Regions from separate parts of the Homo sapiens genome. Here region 2 is linked to region 1. Evidence: chromatin contacts called from ENCODE POLR2A ChIA-PET data. All regions are on one chromosome and are shown on one strand. The core of a region is the stretch at or near the end of the contact, and the rest is flanking DNA. Distances in the headings are between cores, read along the strand shown. Region 1 overlaps ST7 (suppression of tumorigenicity 7). Region 2 overlaps ST7 (suppression of tumorigenicity 7).

Region 1 (4,669 bases), core at 716-3,215:
AGGGGTTCTATGAAGGCTGAGAGAGGTGAGGAAGCTGCAGAGGAACGCTTTGAAGCTAGCAGAGGTTGGTTTATTTGGTTTAGTGAAAGAAGCCATCTGCATAACATAAAAGTGCAAGGTAAAGTACAAGTGTTAATGTAGAAGCTGCAGCAAATTATCAAGAAGGTCTAGCTGAGATACCTGATGAAGGTGGCTACACTCAACAACAGATTTTCAGTGTAGGTGAAAACAGTGTTATATTGGAGGAAGATGCCATCTAGGCCTTTCATAGCTGGAGAGAAGTCAATGCCTGGCTTCAAAGCTTCACAGGACAGGCTGACTGTCTTCTTAGGAGCTCATGCTCACATTGCCATGCAACCAGTCTTCAGAATTCTTTTCATTTTACGAAACTGAAGTTCTGTACCCATTAAACAACTCCCCATTTTCTTCTTCCTCCTGCCTCTGGCAATCACCATTCTACTTTCTGTCTCTATGAATTTGAAGTCTATAGTTGCACAGGCACAAATGTCTGTCTCTAGAAACATTTTCCAAGTAATACACTTCACTACATTTTCTCTTAGAATCACCTATATCTGTGTTAAAACTGTAAGAATCTGTGTTAAAATTTTAAGAATGTAGCAGTTGTCTTGATTAGAAATATATTTTCAATAGCCTTTCAAAAAACCAGAGACAAAAAAGCAGAGAGGAAATTATCTGCTTCTTATCTGAAGGCTAATGACAAAAAAAGTCATCCATGTGAACTTTAATAGAAATCTGCCGAAACCCTTAATGAGGTAGGTATCATGATCAGCGTAACTCATTACAGAATTGTTGTATTTTAGAGCTAGAAAAAAACCTCAGAAATAATTTTAAGTTCTTCATTTCATAAATGAAGTGATACTGTTGTGAAATGTCTAACCAAATTAATTAACTGTGCAGTTAGGATTGTAGTCTGTTTCTTGTTTCTCAAGAATTCCCTTTCAGCAATTGTTGGTGAACAGGGTCAGATTTTCTCAGACAAACTAGCTATTACTTGTGTTCTACACTATGAGTATGTTTTATAGAAAGTTTTCCTGGCTTATAATATAATTGAAGAGACTTGGAAATCTTAGCCCATGATTTCCATTTTTATATAATCTTCAAGGGCTAGAGATGTATGTGGATTGGAGGTATGTGGTTTTCCTTATCTGGGAAAGTAGTTGACAATTTCTCAGAAATTGAGCATTTATCACCAGTTCTAATGTGATAGGGAATGAGGTATTGTTCATAGTATCATCAGAAATGAAGGGAATTGGGATGAAACTTTTCTTGAATTTCTGACCCTGATGCAATCAGGCAGTTGTTGATGGATTCCATTATCTTCGTGAGTCTTGTCAATGGCAGAGACCTAATTGAAGATTAGAGCTCTTGCAGAGAAAGGTCAAATCAACCACAGTAAATATTGTTGAACAGGGTTTGGCAAACTGTAGCCCATGGGCTGCCTGTTTCTGTGAGATTTATAAGCTAACTTTTTTTTTAACATTTTTAAATCGCTGAAAAATTTTCAAAAGAATACGTCATGATATGTGAACATTACAAGAAATTTAATTTCAAAGTTTATAAATAAAGTTTTATTGGAACATGGCTACATTAATTTATGTATTGTTTATGACTATTTTTGCACTGAAACAATAGAGTAGTTGTGACAGAGAACAGATGGTCCCACAAAATCTAAACTGTTTACTATTTGGCCCTTTATAAAAAGGATTTGCCAGCTCCTGCTAGAAAACATTGAGAATGATTTGTTTTGTAGTACCATGGAAATTTGTGATCTTCTTTGCTTACCTAGAACTGCAGCTGTATGCTACAGCTAAGAAATTCCTTAAAGAACTTCTCCACTTTTTTTTTGTTTTTTTTTTTTTGTTTTTGGCCTCTGGGACAACCCACACTAGTCCATTCATGACTATTTTTTATGACTTTCTTTGCTTATTTTCCAGTGGTTCCTTTTGCCAATCATGTGAACAGACCAAAACCACACAGGAAGGTCTGTGGTTTGCCTAAAGAAGCTTTTCTACAGAGGGATATGTCTGGCTTGGGTACCTCCCTGTTTGTTGTACAAACCTATAGTTTGATTCTGATCATTACACTAGAGCTTTGATTCAAATGTATATAAAATGACCATCACTGTCAGGATGTAAAATGAATAAGCATATTTATTGTTGGATTCATATTTGTAGGACGAAAATCTTAATCTTTCTTATTTTTATCAGGCATTTTAGTAACTTTAGTAATGTTTCTCATGACTGCTAATTATACATCAAGATTAATTGCTATATTTTTTTTTAATTGGCTAACCTTAAACACATAAACCCAATGTCCTTTTTTATAGTCATCTTCTGATAGAGTTAAAACATCAGTGATAGGGAGACCACACAGCACCTCTTATAAAAGTTATTTACCTCCTTTTTCCAGCTGTGGTTACTTGATTTTAGTTCTCTTGAGGCCACTGTAAGAAGGGAGTGGCCCTACAACCATGTAAGAGATCTGTGCTTTGCAGCCACTGAGAACCGGGGATCCTGCCACTATTGCCACCATCCTTTTAAAGCATAACAACAAACAGGTGTTGTGTATCCAGAAAGAGCCCTTATCTGAAGGTTTGGAGTTTGGTTAAGCAGATCTTTTATTATGTTTTACTCATGCGTTTGGTCATAATTATGCTTTTGTGCTCAATAAGGATGATTGTTATCTGTGAAAGTAACTGACAATTTCTCAGAACCATTGCCTTGGTTCTAGGTTCTAGGTAGCTAGTAACTAGTCTGGTTAGTGCCATGGAGAATGTGGAGCACTGGTCTGGGTCATGATATTGAGTTGAGTAGCTGAATTCTCTCCTCACTTCATAGGGTAGTTCTTTTATCTGGTTAGTGCTAGATGCTCATCTGTCTTAGCTTACTTAAATTTTGAGGTCTTGGGAGTAGAGCCCAGTAATGGGAGGAGCTGGGCATACGCTCTAGGAATCTTCTGCATCCAGATAATCCTTTTTTTAGTGGAGTCTTCTCACATTTTGGGATAGGCCATGAGGTAGACTTGGGGCTCAGTAAGCAAAGCCAATGAGGATGACAAAACATGAAAAGGAAATGCTGATGCAGATGCAGGCTGGAGTGGGTGGTAAGAGGCCTGGGAGAGCAGCAAGATGAGATATCTTAGATAATGTTTGTTCTGACTTAGTAATAAGGTGAAATTGGGATGTGACATAACCTTAAGGCATTTTGACTTAGCTCTCACATGTTGGTGAGAATTGAGACTAGAGGGAAAACCCCCTATTTTCATTTCTGAAATGCAGAAAAATAGAGTGAACATTTATAATCCAACCCTGGTATTTTAAAACATGTGTAATAACAAAGTCGGTTATTGTATAATTTGGAAATGCGATGTAAGATATTATGATAAAGCTGTGATTTTCTGATTTAAGAGGGAAGAGTGAAGTGGAAGCCATGCTCGTTCTCCTCTGAGGAGGGTAGAGGACCGTGGACTCGCGTGGCAGGCACTAGTCCAGGGAGGGAAGCCATGAAAGAGAAAGAGAGGAGAGCTATGTCTCAGCCCCTGAGCTGTCCTCTATGAAAAGCTTCACACTCTGTGTCCAGCTGTCTCAATCAAGTCCTGGAAGAATGGTCTCCTTCAGAAGCTTTATTGCTGGCACCCAGGCCACATTGTCCTAAGAGGTGTGACCCACCAGGTCATGAGCCATGAACCCTCTAGTAGGCAGATCCTCCAACAGTTTAAGTATTTTGTGTGTGTGTGTGTGTGTTAATGTGTGTGTGTGTATCTGTCTACTTACCACCAGGCTGAGTTACTGGGGGTCTGCCTAGAAAGGAACAGTGTCCCTGTAAACAGGAGGAGGCTCCCCAGAACATCAGCATCCAACATAAACACGCTGAATTAGGACAATACATCCTGGCTCCTTTGAGGAGGGGCTGTTCCCAAAGCCCTGGCAGGATAGAAGAGGGGACAGTGGGGGCTAGAAAAGGAGTAGGTATCAGCAGGAGTTACTTGAGTTTTCTCCTCTGACTGTAATTGGTTTAAAGTAGAGTCCAAGATTATTAAAGTTGGACTAGATCTTAGGGATTTTCCAGTTCCACCTCCTCATTTTACCAGTGAAGGAACAGATACATACAGGGGTTCTAGAATTTATCTTAGATCAGAGAGGTAATGAGTGGCCGTGTTGGCTAGACTCCAGGTCTCTTGATTCAGTAATGATTCTTTCTCCAACCTGGATCACGAAGGGTTAAATTGTAGCAGGACTCTGGGATGGGATTCAGGGGTGCCAAATGCTATAAGTACAACCCACTGCTGTCTCAGGAAATTGTGGTTAGGATAGTGGTCCCTAGAACAGGTGACCCGAGAAGAACTTCTGACTTAGGTGAACGTTATACGTTTTGGAGAGGACTATGATGTGATTGTTTGGGAAGGGGGCATCTAGGCATATCAGCAAGTCTCACTTGCTGAGAGTGAGATGGAGATAGAGAAAATTCTTTGAGAGGTGGGTGGAGGGATCTAGTTGAAGGCTCTCCTGTTGAGCTTTGAATTTATAGTCAGTGTTTATAGAGTCTAGGCAAGTAGTATCTACTGTGACATTTGGAGAACTGAAAAGTAGAGTGGGATTTAGTGGTTACTGAGTGTGCCTTGGGTAGGACAGGTCCTTTTATGGTTGTAG
Region 2 (4,669 bases), core at 802-3,301, 150 kb after region 1:
ATAGCAGAGAATGAAGCCATTGAAAGCATATGTAAGATAATGTTACATTTGACTTCCAACTCTCCAGGGACCTCTCATCTCACTCAGAGTTTAAACTCTAAAAGTGGCCTACAAGGCTGTCCACAGCCCAGCTGCTGTGTTCACTATGCTCCAGCCATGCTGGCCTTCTTGCATTTGTTGAATACACCACTCATTCCCACCTCAGAAACTTTACACTGCTGGAAGCTTTCCCCAGCATGCTTCTCTTCCAGACATTCTCATGACTTGCTCTGTTACCAGTTTCTGTTTATGTGTCACCTTGCAATCCTACCTTCCCTGATTGCTATATTTAAAAATCACATCTGCCTGTGCTGTACCAACATTCACGAACCCATTTCCCTGCTTTACTTATTCTCCTCAAAATTTATCATGATCTGACAGTCTATGGATTTTATTTATTTGCTTATTTTCCATTTTTCCTTTCCCCAGAATGCTATTTTCATGAGGACAAGAATTTTTTATGCCTATTACTGTATCCCAGTACAATAGTGCCTGATACACAGTAACTACTCAGTAACTATTTGTAAAATGAATCGAATAGATTGGCTGTGGAAAAAAAGAAATGGTATAATCAAGGAAAGTTAAAAGTGCACAGCTTTTTAGCCTAATCAACTTGGTGGTGGTCATACCATTTACTGAAAGAAGGATGACTAGGAGAGGGACGGGTTTTAAATGGTACAGTGGGCATTGTGCTTGTGTCATGTAGAGTTTCAGATACCTATTATAGCTCCAGGTAGGTATTGCAGGAAGGAAATTGGATGGAGGCCTGGAACTCAGAGGTGAGGAGTTTGGGAGTTATCAACATATACAGGATTTAAAGCCATGATGTTGAATAGGATCATGTATGTGGAGAGATAGAGAAGAGGGAAGATTAAGAAGTGAGTCCCAGTGGTCTCCAACATTGACAGAGGAGAAGCATCCAGTGGCTTCTGAGCAGGAGCAGCTGGAAAGGCAAGAGTAAAACCAGGAAAGTGTGTTAACATGGGGGCTTAAAGAAAAAAGAATTTTTACAGAAATGAGAGTGGCCCAAGAAAGATAAGAACAAAAAAGTAGAGAGGACAAGGCACTGGTGGTCTCAGTGAAATTACAGAGGAAGTTTAGTGGGAGTAATGGTGTGAGATAACCGGAGAGCAGTATGTTATGGTCAGAGCATTGCACAGTTGAATTTTAAAGGAACATATCTAGATAACGTCAAGGTCTGGAATTTGACTATGGAGTCTTCTTATTTTGAGAAGGTAAAACACTAAGAGTCTAGGTTACCAGATGGGATGTTCACATAGACTGAAATTATCTTTGTGGAGGGTAAGGCTTAAGGTCAAGAGTAAGAATATGTAGCCAGATACCAAAATCTTCAGTGTATGCGGGTCTGTTACTTGGTAGAATACATGGTAAGAGAATGCTGGCAGGTGCTGGAAACATGATGGCATGAGCTTCTGAGGGGCAAGAACTGCTGCCCAAGGGCTGAGCATTAATGATCTGGATGCACTTTGGGCAACGAGGAGAAGCCAGCCCTACATCCTGCCTCATAGACAAAAGTTTTTTGGGGTAACTCAACAGCTGCAAAAGAAGCAGTGAACTCAGGCTGGTTTCTGTAAATAGCATGTGGACGTGTTGGGGAATGTGTGTTTCATGGACTCAGATTCCAGGAGGGTTCAGTGGAAAGACTTGGGGAGCAAAGAGAATGTTAGAAGGCAAAGTGAAGAGCAGTGTGTAGATGAATGTCAGAGGTTGGAGTACCAACCTTCTGCCTATTGCCATAGAAGAATCTTCTATAATAGTTAACTTTCAGCATGACCCTGTCATGAGATGCCTGCCAGCATGAATATTTGTTAACTGTGCCCCAGATAACCATATGCATTAATCTACTGAATAGAATTATTTACTATTACCCATGTGAATGTGGAAGGATGCCTGCCAAACACAATGATAGTGGTTTTGGCATAAAAAGTCCTTTCTGACAGTAATTGTTGGCCAGTGTGGTTAGCTGCTTGTTGAGGCCACTCTTGGCACAGGAGAGCAGTGCCATGTCATCACAGAGGGGGAGGAATGCTTATCGCCCTCTGTCTGTGGGCCTGCTTCCAAGCCATTCAAAATATGCATCAAATTGCTCGGGTTTGTTCATGATCTCCGGGCTAGGACACAGCCCTGTTTTAAGCTGTTTAAGATGAGAAAGAAATGTTTTACTCAGAGTTACCCATCAGTTTTGAGGAGGTTATAAATCGTTCTTTTCCCCAAGACAGCATGAGACCAGCTTCTTTCCTGCCCTCCTCCCCAACAACCTCACTCTGGGGTTTGTGAAACTGCAGTTTGCCATAGAGTTTAGAGTACAGAAATTTCCTCCCTAATAACATAGATAAAACAGTGGTGCTGTCAGACCTTTGATTTTGGAAAGTTCTTAGATGTCTTAAAGTTAGGTAAAGAATTGTCACTGAGGCAGGTAGAAGTGGAGGACAATCTTTGAAGATTTCCAAGTTTTGACCAGATTTGCTTGTTGTTTTTATCTGATTGAGAAACAAACGGAAAAGGAAGTTTTACACTGAAAACATTTTTGTTGGGCTGTGCATAAATGCAAAGCTTGTCTCATTCATTTTAATTTTTAAGGAAAAGCTTCCTCTTTGGACTAAACGGATCACAGTTTTGACAGGAAAAGTAGATAATTATTTAGATAACCTTCCAGCCCTTTGAGTCTTTGGGAGATACAAAACTCTCATTGGAAGATCATCAGCATGCCTGCAACTGTTACTTCTCTTTAGTTCTCAATGATGGATGCATTTACTTAATGCGCTCAGTTCAGTGAAGAACTTGTTAACTGGTGAACTAGTGAACATGCGGATCATATATTGACCATATTACTTTTCAATGGATGCAGCTTAATATTTAGATTAGTTGTGAAAAATGACATTTTCTACTAGTGTATGTTTAGGCCTCTCAGGACTCAGTACTGCATTTTATACTGATCTGTATAAATGGAACTCTCGTGGGCCTCTGAGGACTCTGGTAAACAATTCATTCTTCTGTTCATGGCCCTTAGTGTCAGTAAAAATTACTGGCAAAATAATAACCATGCATTATACAGTGTCTTTTCTATTTTCTATTTATGCCTTTATTTGAAACTATAATTAAATAATGTCAAACTTGCAACTATAACAAAATAGTATCTGCTCTTTGAATATGATACAGGCCAAATTCTATAAACTTTAATTAGCCCAAGCTTGTATTGACCTCAGTAGGAATCTGGCTGGCTGAGGATCTCTTTTAGTTACCTCTGCCTTAAAGTATGTAAGAATTTTCCCATTGCCTTTCTCACTCAAGGAACAATACATGCATAGCTGAACTAATAAAATGCTTAAATAGATACAAATCAAACTTGAAAGGTTTAAACTGTTGTTTTCATCCTGTAAGTCAGCTGAGAAAAAGCATACAGACCGTAGTTCTAAATTATGTCCATAGAGTATTTCAAATCCAGTGAATTAACTCTGCCTTTTTTTCCCATTTGAGCTCATAAATGTTAACCTCAGAAGTGCCTCAGATTCTTCCATTGAAATAAACTTGAACTGACAATAGCCAGATGATGTAAAATTGAAACTGAAATTCTATCCTTGGCCCATCCCATGTTCTTCCCCATAGGTATTAGAGGACTCACAGGAGAGTTAGCGTTTTCACTCTATTTGAGCTGTAATATTTGGGCAAAACAGGGCATATAAATTTCTTGCTGCCAGGAGAAAGCAATTACCAGTGTGGAGAAGATAGCGGGCAATAAATAAACAGAACTATGCTAGATAGTGAGCATGTTTAAAGATTTATTTAGAATGACTTAGCTGATAGAAAACAGGCCTTTATCATATGCTTTCATTCAAAGCTTGATATGGGGACTGTGGTCTTTTTGTAATAGAAAGGCTAATTATGTTACCAAGTATTTATTTGGTACATTATTTTAAAATAAATAAATCGAGTTATGTTCTATTGTGCAACTAAAAAATGAAAACTATTCACATATAGCATAGCCAGGCATGGTGACACACACCTGTAGTCCCAGCTACTTGGGAAGCTGAGGCAGGAGAATTGCTGGAACCCAGAAGGCGGAGGTTGCAGTGAGCCGAGATCATGCCACTGCACTCCAGCCTGGGCGACAGAGCAAGAAACTCCGTCTCAAAAAACAAAACAAACAAAAAAGCAAGCCAGGCGCGGTAGCTCATGCCTGTAATCCCAGCACTTTGGGAGACTGAGGCGGGTGGATCACCTGAGATCAGGAGTTCGAGACCATCCTGGCCAACATGGTGAAACCCTGTCTCCCTAATAATACAAAAATTAGCCGGGTGTGTGGCTAATTTTAATTTAATTTAATTCTTCAGCCTCCAGAGTAGCTGTAATCCCAGCTACTCTGGAGACTGAGGCAGGAGTATCACTTGAACCCAGGAGGCGGAGGTTGCAGTGAGCCAAGATTGCCCCACTGCACTCCAGCCTGACCAACAGAGTGAAACTGTGTCTCAAAAAAAAAAAAAAGAAAGAAAGAAAGAAAACAAAACTATTCACATGTAGCAAATCAAATAGCCCTTTGAAAATGTACTATATCTGTGTCAACATTATTTATGGATAATGACTCCCTATGTGTCTGTGTGGGATCTCTACA

What was found. ChIA-PET counts read pairs that join two places held with the same protein, here RNA polymerase II (POLR2A).
Region 2: POLR2A ChIA-PET joins it to region 1 with 20 read pairs in BJ. The contact joins two enhancer-like sites. POLR2A ChIA-PET finds 5 or more read pairs at or near these places in 4 of 52 experiments (BJ, K562, OCI-LY7 and 1 more).

What each region holds. Positions count from the first base shown.
Region 1 is chr7:117,007,391-117,012,059 of GRCh38, forward strand. The region is part of intron 1 of ST7 (suppression of tumorigenicity 7); the gene reads left to right. Among named protein-coding and RNA genes, the nearest start is that of MIR6132, 10 kb to the right of the region's middle. RefSeq lists an enhancer at 3,616-3,695. Within about 2 kb of position 1,966, at least 2 of the 41 ENCODE cell types and tissues checked have a DNase peak (open chromatin) inside an H3K27ac peak, as active enhancers do.
Region 2 is chr7:117,155,705-117,160,373 of GRCh38, forward strand. The region is part of intron 9 of ST7 (suppression of tumorigenicity 7); the gene reads left to right. Among named protein-coding and RNA genes, the nearest start is that of ST7-AS2, 12 kb to the left of the region's middle. RefSeq lists a silencer at 3,324-3,704. Within about 2 kb of position 2,052, at least 7 of the 41 ENCODE cell types and tissues checked have a DNase peak (open chromatin) inside an H3K27ac peak, as active enhancers do.